Linked DNA regions of Homo sapiens: region 1 is linked to region 2. A link is a loop called in an ENCODE intact Hi-C map of the cell type or tissue named here. Cell type or tissue: gastrocnemius medialis. All regions are shown on one strand. Each heading gives the region's core, and the rest is flanking DNA. Links, peaks and the distances in the headings are about the cores only.

Evidence for each region. Peaks named below come from ENCODE experiments on the same cell type or tissue, not always from the same donor. Only the 100,000 strongest peaks of a DNase experiment are listed, where the experiment ranks them.
Region 1: a loop joins it to region 2, with 7 times the contacts of the local background. A loop is called at or near these places in 8 of 110 quality-filtered maps.

Annotation. Positions count from the first base shown.
Region 1 is chr1:151,093,989-151,099,365 of GRCh38, reverse strand. It overlaps GABPB2 (GA binding protein transcription factor subunit beta 2), which reads right to left. Exons shown (of 9, transcript NM_144618.3): 5 at 1,364-1,514. Among named protein-coding and RNA genes, the nearest start is that of GABPB2, 26 kb to the right of the region's middle. In gastrocnemius medialis, for the core only: no CTCF peak of the experiment used is centred there; no DNase peak of the experiment used is centred there.
Region 2 is chr1:151,022,238-151,027,614 of GRCh38, reverse strand. It overlaps PRUNE1 (prune exopolyphosphatase 1), which reads right to left. Exons shown (of 8, transcript NM_021222.3): 4 at 2,820-3,004; 5 at 1,942-2,100; 6 at 288-382. It also overlaps the pseudogene RNU6-884P. Among named protein-coding and RNA genes, the nearest start is that of BNIPL, 12 kb to the left of the region's middle. In gastrocnemius medialis, for the core only: a CTCF peak has its summit at 2,878 (motif pointing left); DNase peaks (open chromatin) are centred at 2,864 and 4,756; H3K27ac peaks cover 2,561 bases.

The DNA.
Region 1 (5,377 bases), core at 63-5,062, 72 kb before region 2:
ATTAGCTGGGCGTGGTGGCACATGCCTGTAGTCCCAGCTACTCAGGAGGCTGAGGCAGGAGAATCGCTTGAACCCGGGAGGCAAAGGTTGCAGTGAGCCAAGATTGCGCCACTGCACTCCAGCCTGGGAAACACAGCGAGACTCCGCCTTGGAGAAAAAAATAAAAAATAAAAAATAAAAAATAAAGGAGATGCTGAAAAACAAACTCATTCATTCTTATTTAGATAGAAGGTTTTGTTGAAAACATGCAGGTTTCTTTCTTTCTTTTTTTTTTTTTTTTTGAGATGAAGTTTCACTCTTGTTGCCCAGGCTGGAGCGCAATGGCGCAATCTCGGCTCACTGCAACCTCCGCCTTCCAGGTTCAAGCGATTCTCCTGCCTCAATCTCACAAGTAGCTGGGATTACAGGCACCCACCACCACAGCCGGCTAATTTTTGTATATTTAGTAGAGATGGGGTTCCACCATGTTGACCAGGCTGGTCTTAAACTTCTGACTTCAGGTGATCCACCCACTTCGGCCTCCCAAAGTGCTGGGACTACAGGCGTGAGGCACCGCGCCAAGTCAAAAACATACAGGTTTCAAAAGATCAACACCAAGTAGTTTTCTCTGCTGTTTTCTTTTTATATATGCACTAAGAACAAATCCAGACTCTTATACTTTATTCAGATAATCACATTTACCTCTTTTATATCAGTACTCCAAAAGCCGCTTATGTTTATTCTGCTTTGTTACTGCTTTAAACTATTAATGTTTATTTCCCTTATCAGTATCATGTTGAGGCACCTTCATATTTTCATTTTTGGTCTAGGCATAACCCTTCAATAGATTAATCTGTACAATATTTTCCTTTTTTTTTTTTTTTTAGAGACAGGGTCTTGCTCTGTCATCCAGGCCAGAGTACAGTGGCACAATTATAACTCACAGTAAGTCCAACTCCTGAGCTCACGAGATCCTCCCATGTCAGCCTCCTGAGTAGCTGGGACTGCAGGTATGCATCACCATGCCCATCCAATTTATTTTTAGTAGAGGATGGGGTCTTGCTATGTTGTCCAGTCCAGGGTGGCCTCAAGCAATCTTCCCACCTTGGCCTCCCAAAGCATTGGGATTACAGATATGAGCCACTGTGCCCAAGCCAGAATATTTTACTTTTAACACAATAAGTATTCCTTTGTAATCCCTATGTATGATCTTCCCTTCCCCAGAAAGAATAAGTACCTCAGCTTTAAAATCTATTACAAATCTTCTGCTTTGGCAATATTTTAATTAAGGAGTATTAGAAAGGGTATCCATTCATCTCCTGGAAAATCTAGGGTTCTGTTCTTTTTTGAGTCTAAAATAAATTTCATGTTATCAGAACATTACCTGAGGTTGTTTTGGTGTTGGTTGAAGAAATAAGGCTTGCGAGGTTAACAACCTCACCCGACGTGAAGATGAATGGAGCAGCCATACTCACAGGGTCAGTCACAGGGTTGGCTCTCTCTGGATTAACATTCACCTGATTCTGCATTGCTTCCTATCAAACAAGGCAGGATATTTCAATCAGAACACTTATTAGCTTTTCTTTTCTGTCTTTCTTTTTTTTTTTTTTGAGACAGTCTCACTCTGCCACCCAGGCTGGAGTGCAGTGGCACGATCTTGGCTCATTGCAACCTCCACCTCCTGGGTTCAGGCAATTCTCATGACTCACCCTCCCGAGCAGCTGGGATTACAGGCACACGCCACCACGCCCAGCTAATTTTTTGTATTTTTAGTAGAGGGTTTTGCCATGTTGCCCAAGTTGGTCTAGAACTTGTGGGCTCAGGCAAATCGCCCACCTTGGCCTCCTAAAGTGGTAGGATTACAGGCTTGAGCCACCGTGCCCAGCCCAAGAACACTTATTAGCTTTAGTTACACAGTTACTGAACAGCATATTCCACTCCCATCCCAATGCTCTATCAATTATAACTAGTTCCGGTACACAATGTCCCAGGGAGATCAGAGTTCTCATTAAGACCACCATTTTTTTTCAGACCAGGCCAACAGAGTTGTTAGGTTGCTTTCCAAAGCTTGTTCCTACTTCAGGAAAGCAAAGGTGTATCATTTGCAAAAACTTCTAGACAATTCAATCAACCTCTATGAATCTTGTTTTTTTCATTTGAAAAATGAGGGAGTCAGGCCAGGCACGGTGGCTCATGCCTGTAATCCTACCACTTTGGGAGGCTGAGGCGGGTGGACCACTTGAGGTCAGGAGTTTGAGACCAGCTTGGCCAACATGGTGAAACCCTGTCTCTACTAAATGCAAAAATATCAGCTGGGCGTGGTGGCAGGTGCTTGTAATCCCAGCTACTCGGGAGGCTGAGGCAGGAGAATTGCTTGAACCCAGGAGGCCAAGATTGCGGTAAGCCAAGTTGGTGTCATTATACTCCAGCCTGGGCGACAGAGTGAGACTCCGTCTCAAAAAAAGAAAAAAGAAAAATGAGGGAGTTGACCTGAATAGCCTAAAAAGTAATTTCCAGCACTAACATTTTATGATTAATTATCTACAAGTCAGTGTGCTAGCAAGAGATCCCTGCAGAGTATCTATAGAGAACAATATTCTCTAGAGTTTTGTCCAACTACTTGTTCCATTCGGCCATTGAAAAAATTCCTGAGAGAATATATAACAAGCAAATAAATAAGTGCCAGATTTTAAAGTCTCGCTCCATATGCTGTACTTTTGCTTCCAGGGATATCTGTTCAATTTTGGTGAAAAGTAGCTTATCTTTATTACTTTCAGAAGCAATTTTCTACAAACATAATCACTACTTTAAAAAGTCCAGTTATGAAAGGGCTCTAAACAAAGAATTGAAAGTTCAAGGGACTAACCAGTATATAGACCACCTGTCAATTAAAAAAAAATACTGAAAATGCAGCAGAAATGGCTTGCTTGCTTGCTTTCTCTGTCTCTCTCTCTCTCTTTTTATTTTTTTTTGAGACGGAGTCCCACTCTGTCGCCCAGGCTGGAGTGCAGTGGTGCGATCTCGGCTCACTGCAACCTCCGCCTCCAGGGTTCCTGCCTCAGCCTCCCAAGTAGCTGGGACTATAGGCGCACGCTGCCATGCCCGGCTAATTTCTTTTGTATTTTAGTAGAGACAGGGTTTCATCGAGTTGCCCAGGCTGGCGTTGAACTCCTGAGCTCAGGCAATCCACCCTCCTCAGCCTCCCAAAGTGTTAGGATTACAGGCATGAGCCACCACGCCCAGCCAGAAATGACTGTTTTTCATATATAATTATCCCCTTGACTAAGAGCTTCAAATGAAACAGGTTATCCATTCTTTGGATATTGTGAAATTCCTTTTTTTTTTTTTTTTTGAGAGTCTCACTCTTGTCTCCCAGGCTGGAGTACAGTGGCACGATCTCAGCTCAGCTCACTACAACCTCCACCTCCCAAGTTCAACCGATTCTCCTGCCTCCATCACCCAAGTAGCTGGGATTACAGGCACCCACGACCAAGTCAGCTAATTTCTGTATTTTTAGTAAAGATGAGGTTTCACCATGTTGGCCAGGCTGGTCTTGAAGTCCTGACCTCAGGGGATTCACCCACCTCGGCCTCCCAAAGTGCTAGGATTACAGGCGTGAGCTACCATGCCTGGCCTAAATTCCTTCTTGAATTTGCCCTTTTCCTTTATCCTCCACTAGGACATGAAGTGTTCACAGCACGATAAAATTAAAGATAGGAAATAAAATATTACAATATTACATGATAAACAGACATCTAGTAAGTGCTATGGGAGCACAGAGGAGGGAAGAGTAGTACTGCTACGTGGCGAAATAGTAGCACTTCCTTGGTTCAAGTTCTCATTGGCCCTTGCCTGGCCTAATGAAAGTCACCGTATAGTTATTTAGCATTAAGTGTCTCTCTCATCTGTGTGCCACATTCCAAACAATCATCTTTTTAAACCAAATTTAGTCATATCAGTCCTCTATTTAAAAACTTCTATCCAAATGCATCGCCCACATAATAGTTCAAACTCCTTCACACGCTGTAAAGCATCCCTACATTCAGAATCCAGCCTAACTTTCAAGCTTAGCATCTGCCACTCCCAAACTCTACTTCCTTTGCCCATTCTCTCATCACTCAACTACTTTTTCTTGAACATTCCACGTTCTTTCACACCTCTGTGTCTTTGATTTGCTCTTTTTCTAGGCTAGAATATAGTTTTCTCACTTCTCTGCCTACTTCAATATTCAGTTCAGATTCCACTATTCCCTCCTTTGTGCTCCCATGGCACTTACTAGATATCTATTTATTATGCAATATTATAATATTTTCTTGCCTGTCTTTACTTTTATCATGCTTTCAACACTTCATGTCCTATTAATTTTTTTTTTTTTTTGAGATGGAATCCTGCTGTGTCACCCAGGCTCAAGTGCAGTGGCGCGATCTTGGCTCACTGCAACCTCTGCCTCCCAGGTTCAAGTGATTCTCCTGCTTCAGCCTCCCGAGTAGCTGGGATTACAGGCACACGTCACCATGCCCAGCAAATTTTTTTTGCATTTTTAGTAGAGACGGGATTTCACCATATTGGCCAGGCTGGTCTCGAACTCCTGACCTCAGGTGATCCACCTGCCTCGGCCTCCCAAAGTGTTGGGATTACAGGCATGAGCCACCACGCCTGGCCCATGTCCTGTTAATTTTTATATCCCCTGTCCTATTGTTCCCTGATGTACAGTGCTGGCTTAAGAAATTAATGGGCAGGCCAGGCGCAGTGGCTCACGCCTGTAATCCCAGCACTTTGGGAGGCCGAGGCAGGCGGATCACCTGAGGTCAGGGGTTCAAGACCAGCCTGGCCAAAATGGTGAAACCCTGTCTCTACAAAAATACAAAAATTAGCTGGGCATGATGGCAGGTGCCTGTAATCTCAGCTACTCAGGAGGCTGAGGAGGAAGAATCACTTGAATCCAAGCAGTGAGCCGAGATCGTGCCATTGCACTGGGCAACAGAGTGAGACTCTATCTCGGGGTCGGGGGTGGGAAACAGAAATTAATGGGACACAGCCGGCACAGTGGCTGACACTTGTAATCCCAGCACTTTGAGAGGCCAAGGCAGGTGGATCACCTGAAGTTAGGAGTTCGAGACCAGCCTGGGCAACATGGCGAAACCCTGTCTCTACTAAAAATACAAAAATAAGCTGGTCATGGTAGTGTGTGGCTATTGTCCCAGCTGCTCGGGAGGCTAAGGTGGAAGAATCCCTCAAACCCAGGAAATGGAGGCTGCAGTGAGCTGAGATCATGCCACTGCATTCCAGCCTGGGCAACAGAGTGAGACTCTGCCTCAAAAAAAAAAAAAAAAAAAAAAAAAAGGACGAAATCATCACAGTTAATTTTAAATTCTGAAGTGGCTTCCTTATCACTCAA
Region 2 (5,377 bases), core at 114-5,113:
CATGACTCCCTTAAAAAAAAAAAAAAAAAATTAAAAAAGACCACTCTGGCTGCTGCGGGGAGAATGGTTTGTAGGGCTGCAAAAGCAGAGGCAGGGACACCAGTACTGAGGCTAATACAGCGGTGCAGTGAGAGATGCTGGACTCTGGTGGTCACAGTGGAGGTAGAGACAAAGATAGACACAAGATACATTTTGGAGGTGAGCCAGGAATGAGGTGCAAGGCCACATGCATAACATGCATAGCTAAAGGCTTTCTCTCCCCACCCACAGCCACAACTTGCTCTTACCTCCAAATCCATATATATTGCACTAATGGCCACCTTGACGCCTTGTCTATAGATAGTCTTCTGGTCTTTTCTCAGCATCTGCTCAGTGGTCAGTCCTAGAAAGCAGATGAGAGACTAGGGGTCAAACAGGGTAGGCCAGGGTCCCAAGACCAAGAAGGCAAGGACAGCCAGATGGGTCAAGGAAGGAAAAACAGCCTCTCTTTGGGGCAATGAATGGGGGAGATAATTGAAAATGTAATCATAGCCGGGCGCGGTGACTCAGGCCTGTAATCCCAGCACTTTGGGAGGCTGAGGTGGGCGGATCACCTGAGGTCAGGAGTTTGGGACCAGCCTGGTCAACATGATGAAACTCTGTCTCTACTAAAAATACAAAGAATTAGCTGGGTGTGGTGGCGGGCACTTGTAATCCCAGCTACTCAGGAGGCTGAAGCAGGAGAATCACTTGAACCTGGACTCTGTCTCAAAAAAAAAAAAAAAAAAGAAAGAAAGAAAATGTAATCACATAATCAAAAGCCATCTTAAATAACTGGTGACAATAGGTACCTTTAGAGCAAGTAACTTTGGAGAGAAGGATGAAACCCAGAACAGAGGCTTTTACTTTTTATCTTTCCCTCTTCCTATACTGTTTACATGTGAGTTCTTTCTTTCTTTCTTCCTTTTTATGTCAACAGGTGGTAGCTGAGTACAAGAATACAGTTTTTTTTGGGTTCTCTTCATCTTTTGTTTACTCACAAAATATTTCTTTTGCCTCCCTAACCAATTCTATAGATTTCACTCTGATAATTTAGTATACTCTCAGCATATTTTATATATATGTCCTGTATTCTCTGAATAGACTGGAACCTATGAGGCTCTTTTTGTTTTTTTTTGAGACGGAGTTTCGCTGTCGTTGCCCAAGCTGGAGTACAATGGCGCAATCTCGGCTCACTGCAACCTCCACTTCCCGGGTTCAAGCGATTTTCCTGCCTCAGCCTCCTGAGTAGATGGGATTACAGGCACACACCACCACGCTCAGCTAATTTTTCGTATTTTTAGTAGAAACGGAGTTTCACCATGTTAGCTAGGCTGGTCTTGAACTCCTGACCTCAGGTGATCTGCCCACCTCGGCCTCCCAAAGTGTTGGGATTACAGGCGTGAGCCACTGCGTCTGGCCCTTCTGAGGCTCTTAATACATTCCTCCTCATCCTAACCAAGAGCCAGGATAGAACAATCCAGTAAATGACTGATTATTTCATGCTTAGGCTAATATGGTACTTCATTTCTTTCTGGTATAAAATTTAAATAATTGGCCAGGCGCGGTGGCTCATGCCTGTAATCCCAGCACTTTGGGAGGCCCAGGCGGGCAGATCACCTGAGCTTCAGAGTTCAAGACCAGCCTGGTCAACATGGTGAAACCCGATCTTTACTAAAAATACCAAAATTAGCTGGGCGTGGTGGTGGGCGCCTGTAATCCCAGCTACTCGGGAGGCTGAGGCAGGAGAATCGCTTGAACCCAGGAGGTCGAGGTTGCAGTGTGCCAAGATTGTGCCACTGCACTCTAGCCTGGGTGGCAGAGCAAGACTCTGTCTCAAAAAAAAAAAAATAATATAATGAACAAGGCTTGCCTTTCTGTTTTCTTATCTGGGAGGCAGAAAAGTCAGCTAACATTTCATACCTGATACATCAAACTTTGCCTTTTGTAGGGAATCAAATATATCATTTCTCTTGGGTAGGTCTGGGAAAAGGGCCTCTAGTTTCTCCACATATTTGCTGTCCTTTGGGGTTGCCTTTCCAATTTTAAGGTCCATGTTGACACAGTCCAGGATGATGGTTCCTGTGGAGAAGGGAGATGGTGGAACTTGAATCCTGTGACCCTTCACACACAACCACCAGAACATATATAACCTTCACACCAAATGGACACACACAAGGAGATTTGTATAGCAAAATCTCTGAAAGCAAAATGAGAAACTGGGATGGACAGTGTCCTCAGACCTCCCAAATCCAAACTAAAATGTAGGAAGGGAAATGGGGAAAAGGTAGAAAGAAAGCCTGAGCATCTCAAACCTTGGAGATTTTACAGCCTAGTCAGACAGAGATACACCTCTTCAGTAGGCCAAATCCCATCAAAGAATCTTCTAAGTTGGAAAAGACAGTCTAGTCCAACTCACTCTCTCTCTCTTTTTTTTTACAAGTGGAAAAATGAGAACAAGAAAGGTTAAGAGATTTGCTCAAGGTCACCTATTTCCTGGAGGAATTGGTATTGGAATCTGTTTCCTGCTTCTTTAGCTAATCCTCCTTCCATCATAAAATGATGCCAATAGGAAGCTTCTTGGTCTGTTGCCCTGCACTTCCTTTCTACTTTCTCCAACAAGTATCCCACAGGCCTTTAAACACATGCTCAATTGTCCCCTGAAAGAATCCTATCTTTTGGTATGAGCTGAATGGCTCTGAGAGCATATGGTTAGGCTGGAAGCGTCTAGACTTTTCCACCCTCCCTTCTCAGGGACAGGAATAGAACTACTGAGGTCCCAATCCAAAAGCCACCCTTACCATGCAGAAGGGCTGCAGTTTGCCTGTCCAAGATCTCTGGTGCCCCCTGCAGGATTCTCTCGGTCACCAGGGTAGCACAGGACCCCACCAGCTCAACTGAAACATGGCAGGGAGGGCAGTGTTTCGGCTCGATGGGTCGATGGTCTAGCACCTCTGCTACTGCCTCCTCTAGGGCTGTGTCACTTCTGTGGAGGGGAGGGTATGGGAAAAGAGGAAGAAAGATAGGTACGGACACTCCAGCTGCTTCTAGCCAACCTCTACCCCACACATCAAGGAAAATGCAGATGTCTTTTTTTTTTTGAGACGGAGTTTCACTCTTGTCGCCCAGGCTAGAGTGCAATGGTGCGTTCTTGGCTCACTGCAACCTTTGCATCTCGGGTTCAAGCGATTCTCCTGCCTCAGCCTCCTGAGTAGCTGGGATTAAAGGCGCCTGCCAACATGCCCAGCTAATTTTTTTGTATTTTTAGTAGAGATGGGGTTTCGCCATGTTGGCCAGTCTGGTCTCAAACTCCTGACCTCAGGTGATCTGCCAGGCAAGCATTTAAAACTGACCTTTGGTTACTTTTACCTCTGCCTAACTCCTCTCAATTCTTTTTTTTTTTTTTTTTTGAGACGGAGTCTCACTCTGTTGCCCAGGTTGGAGTGCAATGGCACGATCTCGGCTCCTGCAACCTCCACCTCCCGGGTTCAAGTGATTCTCCTGCCTCAGCCTCCTGGGTAACCAGGATTACAAGGCACGTGCCACCAAACCCGGCTAATTTTTTTTTTTGTATTTTTAGTAAAGATGGGGTTTCACCATGTTGGTCAGGCTGGTCTCGAACTCCTGACCTCGTGATCTGCCCGCCTTGGCCTCCCAAAGAGCTGGGATTACAGGCGTGAGCCACCGCGCCCAGCAATTCTTTTCTTTAATGTTATAATTGGAGTCATCTTTAAATAGTGTATAAGCAAATTCTGTGAAGCATCTGCTGCAAATATCTTACCCCCACATTTGCTGTCCTTTAGCGTTGCCTTTCCAACCCTATACCCTTGACACCCTTGATACCCAACATCTAAATTTCTCCTTTTTTTTTTTTTTTCTAAGACGGAATCTCGCTGTGTCGCCCAGGCTGGAGTGCAGTGGTGCAATCTTGGCTCACTGCAACCTCCGCCTCCCAGGTTCAAGCAATTCTCCTGCCTCAGCCTCCTAAGTAGCTGGGAGTACAGGCGCCCACCACCAGGCCCAGCTAATTTTTGTATTTTTAGTAGAGACGGGGTTTCACCATATTGGCCAGGCTGGTCTCGAACTCCTGACCTCGTGATCCGCCCGCCTCGGCCTCCCAAAGTGCTGGGATTACAGGCATGAGCCACCGCGCCCAGCAAATCTCTCCTATTTTTATAACCCACTCAATACTTAGATTCCATGTGGGTCACCAGGTCCTGTGAATTCTATCTTAATTCCTATCCATGCCCTAGTTTCTAACTCTCTGTTACTGCCCCACTCTAGGCCCTCAATATCTCTCGTCTGGACTATTCCAGTAGTCTCTTAACCAATCACCTGCTTCCAACCAAGAGCCCTCCTGGGCTGTCCTTCACAAAGTGGCCTGAATGATCATTTGAAAAAAGAAAATCTGATTCTTTTAGGACCCAGAATATAATTTAAAATAGTTCCCCACGGCCTAAAATAAAATCCAATCACCTTAGAAGGGCCTATGAGGCCTCCATAATCTGCCTCCTGCCTGCCCCCTCTGTCTCATCTTTTTCCATGTCCTACTTCTCCCTCAAATTTTATGCTCCAGCTGTGCAAAACAAATTCCATTTCCCCTAGCTCACCATGCTATTTCACGCCTGCCTGCATTTGATTCTATTAATTACTCCCTCTGCCTGGAATGCCTTTCCTAACCACCTTCCCTCCTCCCTCCCAATTCACCAAGCAAACACCTAGTCCTCTTTCAAGACTGAGATCAGTGCTCACTTCAGCAGCACATGCGCTAAAATTGGAATGACACAGAGAAGATTAGCATGGCCGCTGAGCAAGGATGACATGCACATTTGTGAACTGTTCCATAAAAAAAAAATATATATATTTAAAATAAAAAATAAAGGCTGGGCATGGTGGCTCACATCTGTAATCGCAGCACTTTGGGAGGCCAAGGCGGGCGGATCACGAGGTCAGATCGAGACCATCCTGGCTAACACGGTGAAACCCTGTCTCTACTAAAAATACAAAAATTAGCCAGGTGTGGTGGCGGGCACACCTGTAGTCCCAGCTACTCGGGAGGCTGAGGCAGGAGAATGGCGTGAACCCGGGAGGCGGAGCTTGCAGTGAGCCGAGATCGCGCCAGTGCACTCCAGCCTGGGCGACAGAGCGAGACTACGTCTCTTAAAAAAAAAAAAAAAAAATTAGCCAGGCCGGGCGTGGTGGCTCACGCCTGTAATCCCAGCACTTTGGGAGGCTGAGGCGGGCGGATCACTTGAGGCCAGGAGTTTGAGACCAGCCTTGCCAACATGGTGAAACCCCGTCTCTACTAAAAATACAAAAAATTAGCTGGGTGTGGTGGCGCATGCTTGTAATCCCAGCT